Regions from separate parts of the Homo sapiens genome. Here all the other regions are linked to region 1. A link is a contact called in ENCODE Hi-C or POLR2A ChIA-PET data. All regions are on one chromosome and are shown on one strand. Each heading gives the region's core, a stretch centred on a gene start or an enhancer-like site at or near the end of the contact. The rest is flanking DNA. Distances are from core to core; before and after follow the strand shown.

What was found. Hi-C counts contacts between places; a loop is a spot of excess contacts on that map. ChIA-PET counts read pairs that join two places held with the same protein, here RNA polymerase II (POLR2A). Pooled maps may share reads with other maps.
Region 2: a pooled map shows a loop between it and region 1 (7-fold over the local background). The contact joins the enhancer-like site here to the promoter of NHERF1 in region 1. A Hi-C loop is called at or near these places in 5 of 50 pooled maps. POLR2A ChIA-PET finds 5 or more read pairs at or near these places in 2 of 52 experiments (HEK293 and naive thymus-derived CD8-positive, alpha-beta T cell).
Region 3: a pooled map shows a loop between it and region 1 (12-fold over the local background). The contact joins the promoter of MRPL58 here to the promoter of NHERF1 in region 1. A Hi-C loop is called at or near these places in 7 of 50 pooled maps. POLR2A ChIA-PET finds 5 or more read pairs at or near these places in 2 of 52 experiments (HepG2 and activated naive CD4-positive, alpha-beta T cell).
Region 4: a loop to region 1 is called in a pooled map, with 4 times the contacts of the local background. The contact joins the promoter of ARMC7 here to the promoter of NHERF1 in region 1. A Hi-C loop is called at or near these places in 3 of 50 pooled maps. POLR2A ChIA-PET finds 5 or more read pairs at or near these places in 4 of 52 experiments (OCI-LY7, PC-9, RWPE1 and 1 more).
Region 5: a loop to region 1 is called in a map of CD4-positive, alpha-beta T cell, with 6 times the contacts of the local background. The contact joins the promoter of SUMO2 here to the promoter of NHERF1 in region 1. A Hi-C loop is called at or near these places in 2 of 168 maps with a recorded cell type or tissue (CD4-positive, alpha-beta T cell and naive thymus-derived CD4-positive, alpha-beta T cell), 1 of 37 single-sample maps with no recorded cell type and 9 of 50 pooled maps. POLR2A ChIA-PET finds 5 or more read pairs at or near these places in 2 of 52 experiments (GM12878 and activated naive CD4-positive, alpha-beta T cell).

What each region holds. Positions count from the first base shown.
Region 1 is chr17:74,747,292-74,750,103 of GRCh38, reverse strand. It overlaps NHERF1 (NHERF family PDZ scaffold protein 1), which reads right to left and starts at 1,476. Exons shown (of 6, transcript NM_004252.5): 1 at 817-1,476. The coding sequence starts at 1,257. SLC9A3R1-AS1 (SLC9A3R1 antisense RNA 1) reads left to right here and starts at 237. Exons shown (of 3, transcript NR_187307.1): 1 at 237-1,041; 2 at 1,177-1,531; 3 at 2,561-2,812. It overlaps MIR3615 (microRNA 3615), which reads right to left and starts at 1,491; the gene lies at 1,405-1,491. It overlaps RAB37 (RAB37, member RAS oncogene family), which reads right to left. Exons shown (of 9, transcript NM_001006638.3): 9 at 2,769-2,812. RefSeq lists enhancers at 413-1,038, 2,327-2,812 and a silencer at 1,243-1,932.
Region 2 is chr17:75,248,811-75,251,667 of GRCh38, reverse strand. The region is part of intron 1 of GGA3 (golgi associated, gamma adaptin ear containing, ARF binding protein 3); the gene reads left to right. Among named protein-coding and RNA genes, the nearest start is that of GGA3, 11 kb to the left of the region's middle. RefSeq lists a silencer at 306-600 and enhancers at 924-1,033, 1,044-1,143. Within about 2 kb of position 1,432, at least 11 of the 41 ENCODE cell types and tissues checked have a DNase peak (open chromatin) inside an H3K27ac peak, as active enhancers do.
Region 3 is chr17:75,011,294-75,014,017 of GRCh38, reverse strand. MRPL58 (mitochondrial ribosomal protein L58) reads right to left here and starts at 1,348. Exons shown (of 6, transcript NM_001545.3): 1 at 1,146-1,348. The coding sequence starts at 1,331. RefSeq lists enhancers at 338-1,020, 1,041-1,120, 1,171-1,480, 1,021-1,704, 1,571-1,720 and a silencer at 1,373-1,555.
Region 4 is chr17:75,108,677-75,111,376 of GRCh38, reverse strand. It overlaps ARMC7 (armadillo repeat containing 7), which reads right to left and starts at 1,408. Exons shown (of 3, transcript NM_024585.4): 1 at 998-1,408; 2 at 771-914. The coding sequence starts at 1,088. It also overlaps a transcript of SLC16A5 not described here. RefSeq lists a silencer at 1,338-1,417.
Region 5 is chr17:75,181,422-75,184,227 of GRCh38, reverse strand. SUMO2 (small ubiquitin like modifier 2) reads left to right here and starts at 1,269. Exons shown (of 4, transcript NM_006937.4): 1 at 1,269-1,414. The coding sequence starts at 1,394. RefSeq lists silencers at 970-1,199, 1,330-1,729 and an enhancer at 1,311-1,961.

The sequences.
Region 1 (2,812 bases), core at 227-2,726:
ACAGGGCCGTGAGCCCCAGGAGCTCTCTCTCCTCCCCATGGCCATCTTTTTCTTCTTCCAAGGTCTTTCCCCTTCCCTCCCAGATACAGTTCTAGGCGCTTACTCTTCACATTCCTGAGAATCGTAAATCCTCTGAGGTGGCAGAACCACCACTCCGAGATGCCTTGGCTCCTCCTCCCTGCCAGGCAACCCCCACACCGCCCTGAGATGGTGGGGCTTCCTCTCCCTTAGAAGTCACACAGGACTCCGGGAGGATGAAGTCCAGCAGGACTGAAGTTCAGGACACACACCGGCGGGCTGCGGAGAGGGCCTCCTCGCGCCGGGGCTCCACACAGGAGGAGTAATGCTATTCCTCTAGCTTTTGAAGTAGGAGTGGCGGGCGAAGCTGGCACCTCTGGGGCGGAGAGCCCTTTCTCCCCGGCCCATCTGCGGACTGGGGTGAACGAGGAGAGGGCACCAGGGAAGGAGCAGGATTGGGGGATTCCGAGGAACGGGAGCAGACACCCACAGACCCGAGGGAAGGGGGCTGGGTTCCCCTGCGCCGCCCTCCCAAAGGCCAGGGAACAAGAGGTGCAGGCGGCAAAGGCGCTCAAGCTCCCAGCACAGCCTGGGAAGGAGAGGAGGTCGCGGGACGCAGCCCCAGGCCTGCCTAGGATGTGTCAGGGCGCCTGGTCGGCGGGCGGAAGCGGTCTCCCCCTCGCAGCTCGAGTTTCAGAAAAACGACGGCGGGCGCGGGGCTGGACGGCCGGGGCACCTGGGTCTCTCCGGATCCTCCTCCCACTCCATGCCAGCCTGCGCGGCTTGGGCCCCGCTTACCTGCTCCGGGTGGCTCTTGTCGGCCTCGCGAGGCTCATTTTCGTTGCCAGCCCCCTGCACCTCGGCGGCGGCCGGCGGCTCGGCCTGCCCCGGCGCTTCCTGGGCGCGCAGCAGCTCCTCTCGGACCTGGACGCCGAGCTTCTGCAGCTGCTCGTCCGTCTCGGGGTCGACCACCAGCAGGCGCACGGCGTTGAGTGCGGCGCGGATGCGGCTCACCACCTGCTGGTGGGTCTCCTTCTCCACGTTTTCGCCGTTCACCTCCACCAGCCGGTCCCCCGCCAGCAGCCCCGCCTTCTCGGCCGGCGAGCCGGGCTCCACCAGCCGGATGTACTGGCCCAACTTGCCCTTCTCCCCGTGCAGGTGGAAGCCGTAGCCGTTCGGACCCTTCTCCAGGCAGCAGAGCCGGGGCAGGGGCGCCCCGGCCGCTGCGTCCGCGCTCATCTCGCCCTGCGACGGGTCAGCGGCGCGACTTGGGGTTCCGATGGGGACGGGACGGGACGGCCCAGCCCTTCTTCCCGTCCAGCGAACCGGGAGCGCAGCAGAGAAGCCCTGAGCCGCCGGACGGGCCAAGCAAGCAGGTGTCCCAGGAACCGTCGGCCGCCGCGAGCCGCGAGGAGCCGAGAGAGGACCACAGACCAATCCCCGCCCCGCGCGGCGTCTGAGCGTCCCAGAGTCCGCCCCGGCTCCTTACCCCGGGGGCGGGGCCGCGCTGAGGGTGGGGACCTCCGCGGGCCAATAGGGGGCTGCAGGCCTGGGCGCTCCGGCCGGGTGAACGGCGCCGGCCATTGGGAACGCGCGGGGCGGGGCCTGCGCTCGGCGCGGCGCCCCGCGGCGGGCGAAGACTAGCGCTCAGGAAGTGGAAGTGTTTGTTACCGAGCGGCCGGCGCTGGGGTGGCAGGGGCGGGGCTCGCCGAATTCCCGGTTCTGGGCGGGTGGGCCCGCCGGCTCCGGCCTGGTTTCCCCTACCTGTGGCGGGGAGTGAGGAAAGCCGGCCCTCGGGTAAAGGACCCTAACTTTTTTTTTTTTTTTTGAGACGGAGTCTCGCTCTGTCGCCCAGGCTGGACTGCCGTGGCGCGATCTCGGATCACTGCAACCTCCGCCTCCCGGGTTCAAGCGATTCCCCTGCCTCAGCCTCCCGAGCAGCTGGGGTTACAGGCGCGCACCACCACGCCCCGCTAATTTTTGTATTTTTAGTAGAGACGAAATTTCGCCATGTTGGCCAGGATGGTTTCAAACTCCTGACCTCAGGTGATCCGCCCTGGGATTACAGACGTGAGCCACCGCACCTGGCCAACGTTTTAACAGCCTTTAGCCAAAGCCTGGGTGCAGCTCCAGTTGAGAGGGAGCGGCTGTTGCCGGGGCAACTGCTCCCGCTCGGGGCAGCGAGGGCCGGTCAGTCTCGAGAATTAAGACGGAGGGCCTCCTCGGACCCTACAGAGTTGTTTGAATAACATTTTTCCGTTTGTGGGAACCCTAACCCTAATCCACTTTGTGCTGTCCCAGGACTCGCATAGAGGAGTGCAGGTTCTGATCCCTGCTGGGAAGGTGAGGGCTCCGCGGAGAGCCTGGGACCTCGAGGGGCAGCCCGCTGAAGACAGGCCATCTAGGGCAATAGCGTGGGCTTTGGCAGCAGCGTTTGGCTAGGGAGGTGGGGTGGGGAGAGGCAGGACAGACTCAGGTAATCAACCTCTGGGTACACGCCACAGGGAAAGGAGCCTTGGTTTTTTTTTTTTTTTTCCAACAGAAAAATGATTAGGACTGTAAAGCCTTCTAGCTCCCTCTTGCCAAAGAGAGGCTGGTCACAGAGGCGGGAGACAGTCTGTTGAGCGGGGAGCTGACCATCTGAGGACAGACACTGAGGAAGGAGGATGGAATGATTTTGGCAGTGAATGACAATTCCTTCAACAAGACCCCCCCCCCCCACTCACTTCAAAGAAACAGTGGACAGGATGTGCTTTCCAAAATACTGCAGTTTAATTCTGAAAAACTCAAATGC
Region 2 (2,857 bases), core at 183-2,682, 500 kb before region 1:
GTGGCACAATCTCAGCTCATTGCAACCTCTGCCGCCTGGGTTAAAGCGATTCTCCTGCCTCAGCCTCCCAAGTAGCTGGGATTACAGGCGCCTGCCACTTCGCCTGGCTAATTTTTGTAGTTTTAGTAGAGACAGGGTTTCACTATCTTAGCCAGGCTGGTCTTGAACTCCTGACCTCGCGATCCACCCACCTCAGCCTCTCAAAATGCTGGGATTGCGGGTGTGAGCCACCGTGCCTGGGCCATACATTTGTTTTTACACTCATTTCTGTACCAAATTAGCCCAATTATCTACTGTCTTGTTTTTTGAACTGATTTTTTTTTTTTTTCATGTATTGAACCAGGAGAGCACAGCCTCCTTGAGGGTAAAATCTGTGTCTGGAACTTTTTCTGTAGTCCCTCCAGGGTCTGGCATGCTGACATGCTGTTTACTTCATTGTCTGCGGGTGCTTAACAAAGACTTGGTGATTGACTAAGTTTGTGTTTCCATTCAGGACCCTAGTGAAGGTTGACCTTTATTCCCTTTCCAGCCCATGTTCTTGCTTCTGCTTGTTTGTAAGTCATTTGTTACGTAGATTTTTCTTTTTGGAGATGGAGCCTCACTCTGTGGCCCAGGCTGGAGTGCAATGGCCTGATCTCAGCTCACTGCAGCCTCTGCCTCCTGGGTTCAAGTGGTTCTCCTGCCTTAGCCTCCTGAGTAGCTGGGATCACAGGTGCGCGGAACCATGCCCAGCTAATTTTGTGTTTTTAGTAGAGATGGGGTTTCACCATGTTGGTCAGGCTGGTCTCGAACTCCTAACCTCACGCAGGTGATCCGCCTGCCTCGGCCTCCCAAAGTGCTGGGATTACAGGCGTGAGCCACCGTGCCCAGACCATATGTATATAATTTTTTTTTTTTTTTTTTTTGGAGATGGAGTCTCACTCTGTTGCCCAGGCTGGAGTGCAGTGGTACAATCATGGCTCACTGCAACCTCTGCCTCCTGGGTTCAAGCAGTTCTCCAGCCTCAGCCTTCAAGTAGCTGAGATTACAGGTGTGTGCTACCGTGCCTAGCTAATTTTAGTATTTTTAGTAGAGACAGGATTTCACCATGTTGAACAGGCTGGTCTTGAACTCCTGACCTCAAATGATCCACCTGCCTTGGCCTCCCAAAGTGCTGAGATTACGGGCGTGAGCCACCGCATCCAGCCTGCTATGTAGATCTTGTTTTCTCTGGAATGTTTGAGCCGTGCTGGAATGGGGTACCCAATGCTGCTGTTTCCATCCCCACATGACGTTTTAAGTCCCACGAGAGTAGGCTAGCGATGGAGTGAAGCTGAAAAATGAAAGCAGGAAATCCAGAGACACAGAAACAGATGAGGCTTTCAACAGAGACTCGAAAATAGACAGAAACCATGAGTCAGAGCAGAGCCCGGAGGGGCGGTTCGGGAAGGCAAGGTCTATAGGGGAAGCTCGGGTGTCACCTCTATGCCAGGTGAAGGAAATGTTGAGTGGGTGGGAGGCTGTGTGCATCTGCTGGGGAGGCAGTAGGCAGATGGAAAGATCAAGTCACCCAGAATTATCCCCAGAGGTTCCTTCCCGTTCCTGTGGGCGGGTGAGCTCTGCTTTCTGAGCTGCCCAGAGAGCTGGAGGAGATAGACATGGAACTGACCATTGCAGAAACTAGGGCTTTTTGTGCCCGTGAGTAGGCAAAGAGCTCCCTGTGGATTTGCCATAAAAAGGTCTATCAAGGTGGAAGAAAGTGAGATTCTAGAGAAATTAATACAAGTGAAAAGTGGGCAGGAGTGTTCTTGGAAGTAGAAATGCTGTTGGAAGTCTAATAGACTTGGGAAGAAGATAACGTATGGTGAATACCAGTTGCTTCGGGGGTTGGGGGGATCCACATTTTACTCTGTACTCAGAAGATGCTTTTCCCCGTGCAAAAAGTGAAAGTGAGTGGGCCAGTTTTTCTTCTGTCACAAGGTGTATGACTGTTCCCAAAATAATAGCCCTGGGGGATGGGGATTGCTTCTCAGACCATTCAATTTTTGTACCCTGTAGACTTTTGGTGTTATGTGAGAACTTTAAGCACCTGATAGGAATTAGTAACAGAGCTACGCTAATGCCTGAGGAAATTTCAGACAATTGGTGGGAGAGACTTGGCATTTGGAATGTGATAGCTGGTAGGCTACCATACAGTAATGCAGGATTGCCAGACATTTCTTTCCAAATGGCTACCCTTGATTACATTTAACTCCCCTCCTTTCAAGCTCCAGATTTTGAAGGACCTGTTAATTCTCTTTCAAGATTGAAGACAGACACCTTCTTTTTCTTCTAAAGAGGAACCTAGGCGGGGTGCGGTGGCTCCCGCCTGTAATCCCAGCACTTTGGGAGGCCAGGGCTGGTCTTGACCTCCTTACCTGAGGTCAGGAGGCCTGGCCACCATGGCGAAACCCCATCTCTACTAAAAATACAAAAAGTAGCCAGGCATAGTGGCGCATGCCTATAATCCCAGCTACTCGGGAGGCTGAGGCAGGAGAATAGCTCGAACCTGGGAGGTGGAGGTTGCAGTGAGCCTAGATCGCGCCACTGCACTCCAGCCTGGGTGACACAGCGAGACTCAATCTCAAAATAAATAAATAAATAAATATGAACCTAAACCATCAGAATCTTCCCCTTGCAGCCACAACAGAAACACTGCCGGGGAGGCCGAGCCCCGACCTGGGAAGCAGGGTGATACACTGGGTGCCACGGGCCTTCCCTCTGCCTGGCAGCTGTCGCTACTCAGATCCCTGCAGCCCTGTTGCCAGTGAAGGAGCTGGAGTCTCTGTTATGATGTGTTCATCCAGCTGGTGAGTTTTTTTTTTTTTGTTTTGTTTTT
Region 3 (2,724 bases), core at 99-2,598, 260 kb before region 1:
TTACTTGTCTCCCTGATCTTGGCATCCTCTATCTGTTCTCTGTAAGGCTCTCTGAGTGATCCTTGTAAAACTAAGATAATTCCATTCTGCTTCAAGCTCTCCAATAGGTCTCCCTTGCGTTCAGAGGAAAGGCTGGAGGCCATTAAGTCCTAGTAACAGGCCTTTCCCCAGCCATCCCTCTCTTTGGCTTTGTCTCCTGACCCCTGCTGAGCCACACCTGGGGATTGCTACTGCCTTCAGGTTATTGCACTTTCTCTTCCCTCTGCCTAGGATGCTCATCCGCCCCCTATTCTCATGACTTGCTGTCTGGCTTCTTCCAGGTCGTTATTCAAATGCCACCTCATTGACAGCGTTCCTAGACAATCCTACTTAAAATTGCAACCCTACTTCCTACCTCTGGCACTACTTCTTCCTTCTTGGCTTTATTTTCTGCAAAGTACTACCTCACACATTCTATATTAGTCATTTACTTACTGCTTGTCTCCCTCCACTAGAACATAAGCTCCACAAGCTTTAGAATTTCAATTTTGTTTGCTACTCCATCCCCTAGCCTAGCACAGCTTTTGTTGAGTGAGTGAGTGAATTAATGAACAAATGAATGGATATTCTTTTCCAGTCCTGTAAGTGGAAGCTCAATGGGTTTGGGTGGGTCTTATCTCTCTTGCTCCGGGGCTTGATTCAATGCCTGCACACAGCTGGCTAAATAAATGCATCCTGAAGGAACGACAGAGAAGCTGTTTTATTCGCGCGTCCTGGGGTTACTAGAGACAATGGACACTGTAACGTCCCAAAGGGTAGCAAACAACTTGGCAGCCTCTTGCCTTTATTGTCCGCCTTGGAGGGCCAGAATGCCCGTATTTCCCCTTGGGACTGGAATTTGGTCTTGAGGGCCAAGGACACGAACGTAGAAAAGCTGGCAGCCTTGAAAGAAGCATACCCAGCCGGCCTTCCGGGCTCCTGCACATCTCGCGCTACAGCGAGCACCCCACTCCCGGCCAGGTTAGCGCAGACAGCCAGCCCCCTCCCGCGGCGACCATCACGTAGCCCCCCGACGTAGCTCCACATCCGGCCAATGGGCCTGGGGTTCCTAACGTCACCCAGCAGCCTGACAAAACGCCCCTTCCGTCCAGTCCTTCCCGGCTCACCGGGACCCTCCAGGCGGTGTCCGAGCCCTGAGATTCGGGGTAGAGCTTGTCCAGGCTGTAGATGCTCTTGAACTCAGTGCCGTCTTTCTGCTTGTGCAGCGCCCGGCGTGGGCACCGTGCGGGCGGTGGGAGCAGCCAGACTCCGGCTCGGCTCAGGCCCCAGCGCAGGCACCTGGTGGCCGCCATGCTCAGGTCTTGCGACTGCTTCCGGCGGGCGCTTCCTCCCCGCGGTCCGCAAACTCGAGCCGCCCTCGAGCTTTGGTTCCGCGCAGTTTCTAGGTCCCGCCGAGGGGAGGCGGCAAACTGGGGTCCCGCCGATGCTTTCTGGCCGGCCGCCTCCGGGAGGCCTGGTTGGCTGGGGAAGACGGTGGCCAGAGAGCGAGCTGCTACCGGAAGAGTGCCCCGATCTTGTGGCCCCCAGAAACACCACTTCTCTCCTTTCAGAGTCCGTGCCCTCCGCCTGGACCGCCCACTGCCCAATTCAAACAGCAGCGAGGCCTGCCCGGCCAGCCTGGGGCATCTCCCGCCCCGCGCTTCCCAGCCCCTTTACTCTGCTCTAATTTATCTTTTTTCTCTTCCTTTACAAAAATCACTCAGTCCTAATTGTCTAATTGCTGTCTCCTAGCCGGAATGTGAGCTCCAGGAGGGCACCGGCTCACTGGTATATCCCCAGCACCCAGAACATGGCACATCGTGGGCACCCCATGAGTACTGATAAAATGAATTCTGTAGGAATGTACTTTTGAAAGTTGGGTTCTGGTAGAGCTGAGTTTTAGGAACGCCAGGCTCTTTTTACAAGGCAGCCTATGAGCAAATTCCCCGCTGAGCACGTGTGTGTACTGGCTTATACCCAGCAGCTCTGCAGGACAAATACCAGATGGGAGGAGAAGGCAGGCCACCGAAAGAAATGTTTGCAAAACCTGGAACATCGTCCCCCGCCCTTCAGCTTTATGGAGCAAGATGATGCTTTCTTCCAGCCAGGAGAGAGGGGGTCCCTCGGGAGGTAGGGAGAGAATTCAGAGAACTGCCAGCTAACTAGAACCCTTTCATAGCGCTGGTAAGGGATGAACTACAGACAAGTTCCAATTCTGAAAAAGGTTCACAGTAGAGCAAGCAGTGTTTGAAAACAGCTAAACCTTAGTTAAGTTACTGTGTTGAGAGGCTATGTGGTAAATGGAAACAAAGCTAAATAAATGTTCATAATTATTAGTAATGCTAGCGATTGTTTCTTAATGAAGAGTTCTATTTTTAGGAACAAGCATAATTATCTAGAAAAATGTGCCCCCGGGGATGCTGGCTGATTGAAACAGGAGATTGTCATCACACCAAGCTTTTACCATCTCCGCATTATGGCTACAGCAAATCTTTAAGAAGGAATAAACCACTTTCTAAGCACTGGCTTTATAAGCTCAGACTAGAAAGGGGTGACAATTGACATATCTCGGGCTCTATCTCGGGTTGGGAGGAGAGTCTCCTGGGTCCCGCGCTGTTTGACTTAGTCCCAAGACCTCAAAGGGAATAGACGCATCTCTATGGCAACTGGAATAAGCTGCTCAGAGGAGCAAAACCAGGCATTCAC
Region 4 (2,700 bases), core at 159-2,658, 360 kb before region 1:
CCTACCGGGTTCAAGCGATTCTCCTGCCTCAGCCTCCCAAGTAGCTGGGATTACAGGCGCCCACCACCATGCCCGGCTAATTTTTGTATTTTTAGTTAGAGATGGGGTTTCACCATGTTGGCCAGGCTGATCTTGAACTCCTGACCTCAGGTGATCCGCCCACCTCAGCCTCCCAAAGTGCTGGTGCTGGTATTACAGGTGTGTGCCACCGCGCCCGGCTACAAAACTGCTCTTTTTAAAACATATTTTTTTGAGACATGGTCTCACTCTGTCGCCCAGGCTGGAGTGCAGTAGCACAATCTCAGCTCACTTCGGCCTCTGCCTCCCAGACTCAAGCAATACCTCCTGCTTCAGTCTCCAGAGTAGCTGGGCCTACAGGTGCACACCACTGTGTGCGGCTTTTTTTTTTTTTTTTTTTTTTTTGAGACGGGGTCTCACTCTTGTCCCCGAGGCTGTGGTGCAGTGGCACGATCTCAGCTCACTGCAACATTTGCCTCCTGGGTTCAAGCTTCTCCTGCCTCAGGCTCACTAGTAGCTGGGATTACAGGCACTCTCCACCACGTCTAGCTAATTTTTGTACGAGACGGGGTTTCGCCATGTGGGCCAGGCTGGTCTCGAACTCATGACCTCAGGTGATCCGCCCGCCTTAGCTTCCCAAACTGCTGGGATTACAGGTGTGAGCCACCACGCCCGGCCCCAAGGACTCACTTCTAATTCACTTATCTCACCCTGGCCCATTTAGGCATCTAGGGAACGGGCCCCGCCCTTACCAATAGCAAACTCCACCAGGGTCTCATTCTCCTCCGACAGCGAATCGAGAAATAAATCCAGGACCTGCAGCTGCCGCAGATACTCGTAGTTGCTGGGGTCATAAGCGAAGTTGGCGAGGTTGGCGAGGACTTGCTCCTTGGCGTCTGCAACGGGAAAGCGGCACTGAAGCCAGGTCCGGGCGGCGGTCACAGCGGACCCTGCCACCTGATCCCACCGTGGCTCTCACCTTGGCTTTGGGTCTCCTGGAATTCCGTGACCAGCGCCTGCAGGTATCCCAGCCGCCCGACGTGGGGGTCCACCTTCGGCTTCTGGGCCATGGCCGCGGTGACGGAGGACCCCCAGGGACGGGCGGGAGGGTGGGAAAGGTGCAGGGGGAAAGCCGAGCGAGACCCTCACCCGCTCTCCACCTGTCTGGAGAGGGAAGAGGGGGTCGGCAAATGGGTTTCTTTCCTGGGTTCAGATTCTGCAGTAATTTGCAGCTGGAAATGGGATATGGGAGATGGGACGGGGTCTCAGAATCCTGTAGGAGTTGCGTTTGAAAATCGAAATTGGGGCGCGGGAGACAGGGAACCGTCTACTGGTTGGGGCTCGCGGAGGGGGCACTGGCGCACCGTCCCCGGCTCCTGGGCTCGGTTCCGGGCTCCCGGCGGAAGCCGCGCTGTCCCTACCCCCGAAGGGGCGGGGCCGTCGCCGAACTCCTTGGCGCGCGTGCGCGGCGCGCTTCTGGTTTTCTGGATGCCGAAGCTCTTTAGCCTGTGCTGGAACCAGCGGCGAGCGGCTTCGCTGAGGCAGGTGCAGGCGTGGGTGGGTGTACTGCGAGGAGCAGCCTGGCCTCCCGTATCCCATGTCCAGATGCAAATTACTGCAAAATCTGAACGCAAGAAAGAAACCCACTTGCCGCCCCCGCCAACAGATGGGCGAGTGAGGGCCTCGCTCGGCTTTCCCGCCCCACCTTTCCCACTCTCCCGCCGGTCCCCCGGGGTCCTCCGCCGTCCCGACATGGCCCAGAAGCCGAAAATGAGACACCCATGTCGGGTGGCTGGAATTCCGCCAGGAGCAACTCAGGAGCGCAGCAGAGTCTGGCAGCACCCATGTTGGAGGACGTCGAGGCAGAAGCACCTCCAGGGTCCCCACGGCTGGCGGGGGCGCGGCCCATCCTCCTTGACCAGGACGCCCCTTTGGAGCGCGGGCGTCAGCTCCTTACGCCCCCCATCAGTCCTTTGCCCCTTTTGCAAAAAGCCTAGCGACCCCGACCCGCCCTCCATCCCAGCCCCGAGGTGGGTCCGCCACCTCTGGACAGAAATCAAAGGGTACTGGGTCATGTCCTGGTGCTTTTTGTCAGCCGGGTGGATGGCGCGCGCCCGGGGCAGCACGGGGGAGCCCGAGGAGGAGCCTTGATTGTGGCGCTTTCGGGGCTTTCTGGATGCTGAAGCCCTTCGGCCGATTCCTTCTCGGAGATTATCAGGAAGCGGGTGTGTGATAGATTGCTCGTGGTTACAGGAAACAAAGCACCAGGGAAGGAGGTGGTCTAGCCACACTCCCATCGCATTTGACAACGTAGGGGTAGAGGTGGCTTAGGCTGTGAGTGTCCTGAGAGTGCAAAAGTTGTTAATCTAAATGGAGTCACTTGTGTTAAAAAACAGAACAAAAAAACCCGGACACAGCCCAAGAAACCCATGACAAGAGGGTTCTCGTGCATAAATACCTGATAATGAAAACTATCACAAAGACTCTGCAAAAACCACAACCTTGCACAAAGGGCGTCACAACCTTGCACAAAACATACTTTTGAATGGCCATCTGCCCAGCAACCGCTTGTCCAACCTTGAGCGGTCACCCTTGTTATTAATCCTTCTACCTAAGGATAAATATTTCAAAACAATTATGTAATCCTATTTTTTCCCTTAAAGCCTGTCTTCCTTTACCTCC
Region 5 (2,806 bases), core at 20-2,519, 430 kb before region 1:
CAGCACCAGATTGCAGTGGGTTGAGGAGTGAGTGGGAGGGGAGGGGTTGGAGACAGCTGGCGGGGACATTTTTTCGAGCTGTTTGGCCAAGAATGGAGAGAGATAGGATGGTAACTTCATAGAATTGGGAGCTTTTTTTTTTTTTTCTATACTAACGGAGGAGAGGAAGAAAATTCAGGGACAAAAGGAAATAATAAAGCCCCGGGGGAAGAAGCGAGATGGAATCCAGTGCACACACATCGGATTGTTCTTCAGACAGGAGGGACGCATGTGTATGTTTTAACTGGATGCAACGAGGAAAGGATTAAATTGGCTGGAAGCTTGATTGTTGGGTAGTTCTCGCTTATGGATACTGTTTCCTCTTGGAAGACAGGCGATGAGTAAGGATCTCGTTGAATGAATACATGAATATTTTCCCGTAGCTAGTCAAAGTCTAGGGTTACCAGCAGGACAGAAGAAGACACTGTAGGCCGGGCGCGGTGGCTCACGCCTGTAATCCCAGCACTTTGGGAGGCCGAGGCGGGCGGATCACGAGGTCAGGAGATCGAGACCATCCTGGCTAACACGGTGAAACCCCGTCTCTACGAAAAATTAGCCGGGCGTTGTGGCGGGTACCTGTAGTCTCAGCTACTCGGGAGGCTGAGGCAGGAGAATCACTTGAACCCGGGAGGCAGAGGTTGCTGTGAGCCGAGATCGTGCCACTGCACTCCAGCCTGGGCGACTGAGCGAGACTCCGTCTCAAAAAAAAGAAGAAGAAGAAGAAGAAGAAGACACTGCATTTTAGGCAAGAGTCCGGTGGGAAGCAGGTTGAGATTGACTGAGAGGAAGTAACCATGGGAGGGCTGCTGGTCCACTGAATGAGAGAGATTTTTCCAGAACCTCATGCTGGGGCTTTGATTTAGGAATCCCCTTCCTCCTCTAGTAAGTCTGCCTTCCCTGGCCTATGGCTTACGTCTAAAGCCTCGAGCCTCATCGTTCCCACCGAGGACCAGCTGGAAGCCATTTTGATTATGCTCCACCACGAAGGAGGACAATACAGCCCCGCCCAGAGCCAGGCGCGCCCCCGCGGCGGGCCGGGTGCGCGTGTCCGCGCCTCTTCCCGCCGGCCGGGCGGGCGCCTGGCCCAGGACGCGGTGGCGTGGGACGGGGGGTGGGGGTGGTTATGTAAGCGTTGCGCGCTCCCGCGAGGCGCCAGCCAATGGGAGGCTTCGGCTACTCGTGCTCGCGCACGCAGGGTGGGGGGAGGGAGCGCACGACGTGCGCGCACCCTCTCCCCTCGTCCACCGCTGCCGCCTCCTTCTTCTGCCGCTCCTGGTGCTGCTTGTGTGCTCGTTTGGTGCGGACCTGGTACCTCTTTTGTGAAGCGGCAGCTGAGGAGACTCCGGCGCTCGCCATGGCCGACGAAAAGCCCAAGGTGAGCTCGCCGCCGGCCCCTTCGCCTCGCCGCGCGGTGGGGGTCATGGCGCGGGCCGGGGTCCGGCCAGAGCCCGCCGCTGGCTCCCAGCGCTTTCCCGGGCCCCCCACGGGGCCGGCCGCGGCTCAGGCCCGGGCGCTCCGCGCCATTTTCCTCCCTCCCTCTCTTCCTCCCTCCCGCGCCGAAGGAGGCCCCGCCGCTCTCTCCCGCCCCCGGCGGCCTCCGAGTGCGCGCCGGGCGCGAGTTGGGCGGGCAGAAAGCGGACGCCCGCGGACCCACCAGCCCCGAACGGGGATTCTTGGCCCAGCCGGCCGGCGCGCGTGAGGAGGGGCGTTAGGGCGCGCGGGGTCTCCACCTTCTGTCGACCCCGCGTCGGGTGTTGCAGTCTCCGAGGCGGCGAGGAGTCCTCTGGGCTCGGGCTTCACCTCTCGGGTAGGAACCGCGGGCATCTGGGGACCCCTGCCTGGGGCCGCGGCGGCGGGGCGAGGGTTCGGGGCGAATCAATGGGCTGCGGACGGGCAGGAACCTGGATGCCCGCGGGCCGCCGTCCTGGGCCTGGGGGTAGGGGGATTCCCGTGGAGTATTTCCCACTTTAATAGCCTCAGGGGCCCGAAGGGGGAGGGGCAGCGGCTTTTCCCTGGGTGCCAACGAACCCCTAATCCGCGAACACCATGTGGTTTCATGAAGTTGGAGGCACAGGTACGAGCAGAGAGACTTTGTGCGGCTTAACTTTTGAACGCGGCTTTTGAGGCACCCGGAGACTTCCCGGGAGGACTTGGGGACACCCATCATCGGGGCACACGGGACTTGCTGCTTTTAGTTTGGTGGCACCCCCCGCCTCCCGCGCCTTTACTTTCTGGAGCGTTTTAGGGCTACAGAATTGCTTCTGCACTCGATTTTGGACAACTTTAGGTTGGGTCGAAATCTACAAGAAACAAATCAGGATAAAACTGTGTATTTGACCCATGACAACAAAGGGGGGGAGGGGAGAATAAGTGCTCTTAACCGAAAATAAAAATGAAGCTGCTAATAGAGGAGAACGTTAACTGTGGTCCTGACTGAGTATTACCGCTGTTCCGGGGGGAATCGGGATATTCTTCGATTGTTTTTTTTGTTTGTGTGTTTCCTTTAATGGAGATTGGATTTAGGTTATTAAACTGAGTTTGGTAACTTTTTAATGACAACGGTAATGAGTTTTGAATGGCAGGCTGTAGATTTATTGTTTTGTTTCTTGCAGTTGTACTTAAAGTGCTTAGAAAAGAGAAGGGACTCTATTTTTAACTTTTTTGGGGGGTAAAGTATTTTGGGAGTGATATATGTCATTTTAGGAAGTTTAACTTCAAGAGAACGTTGCAATACACTGAATAGGACCCAACTTTAAACATATTGTTG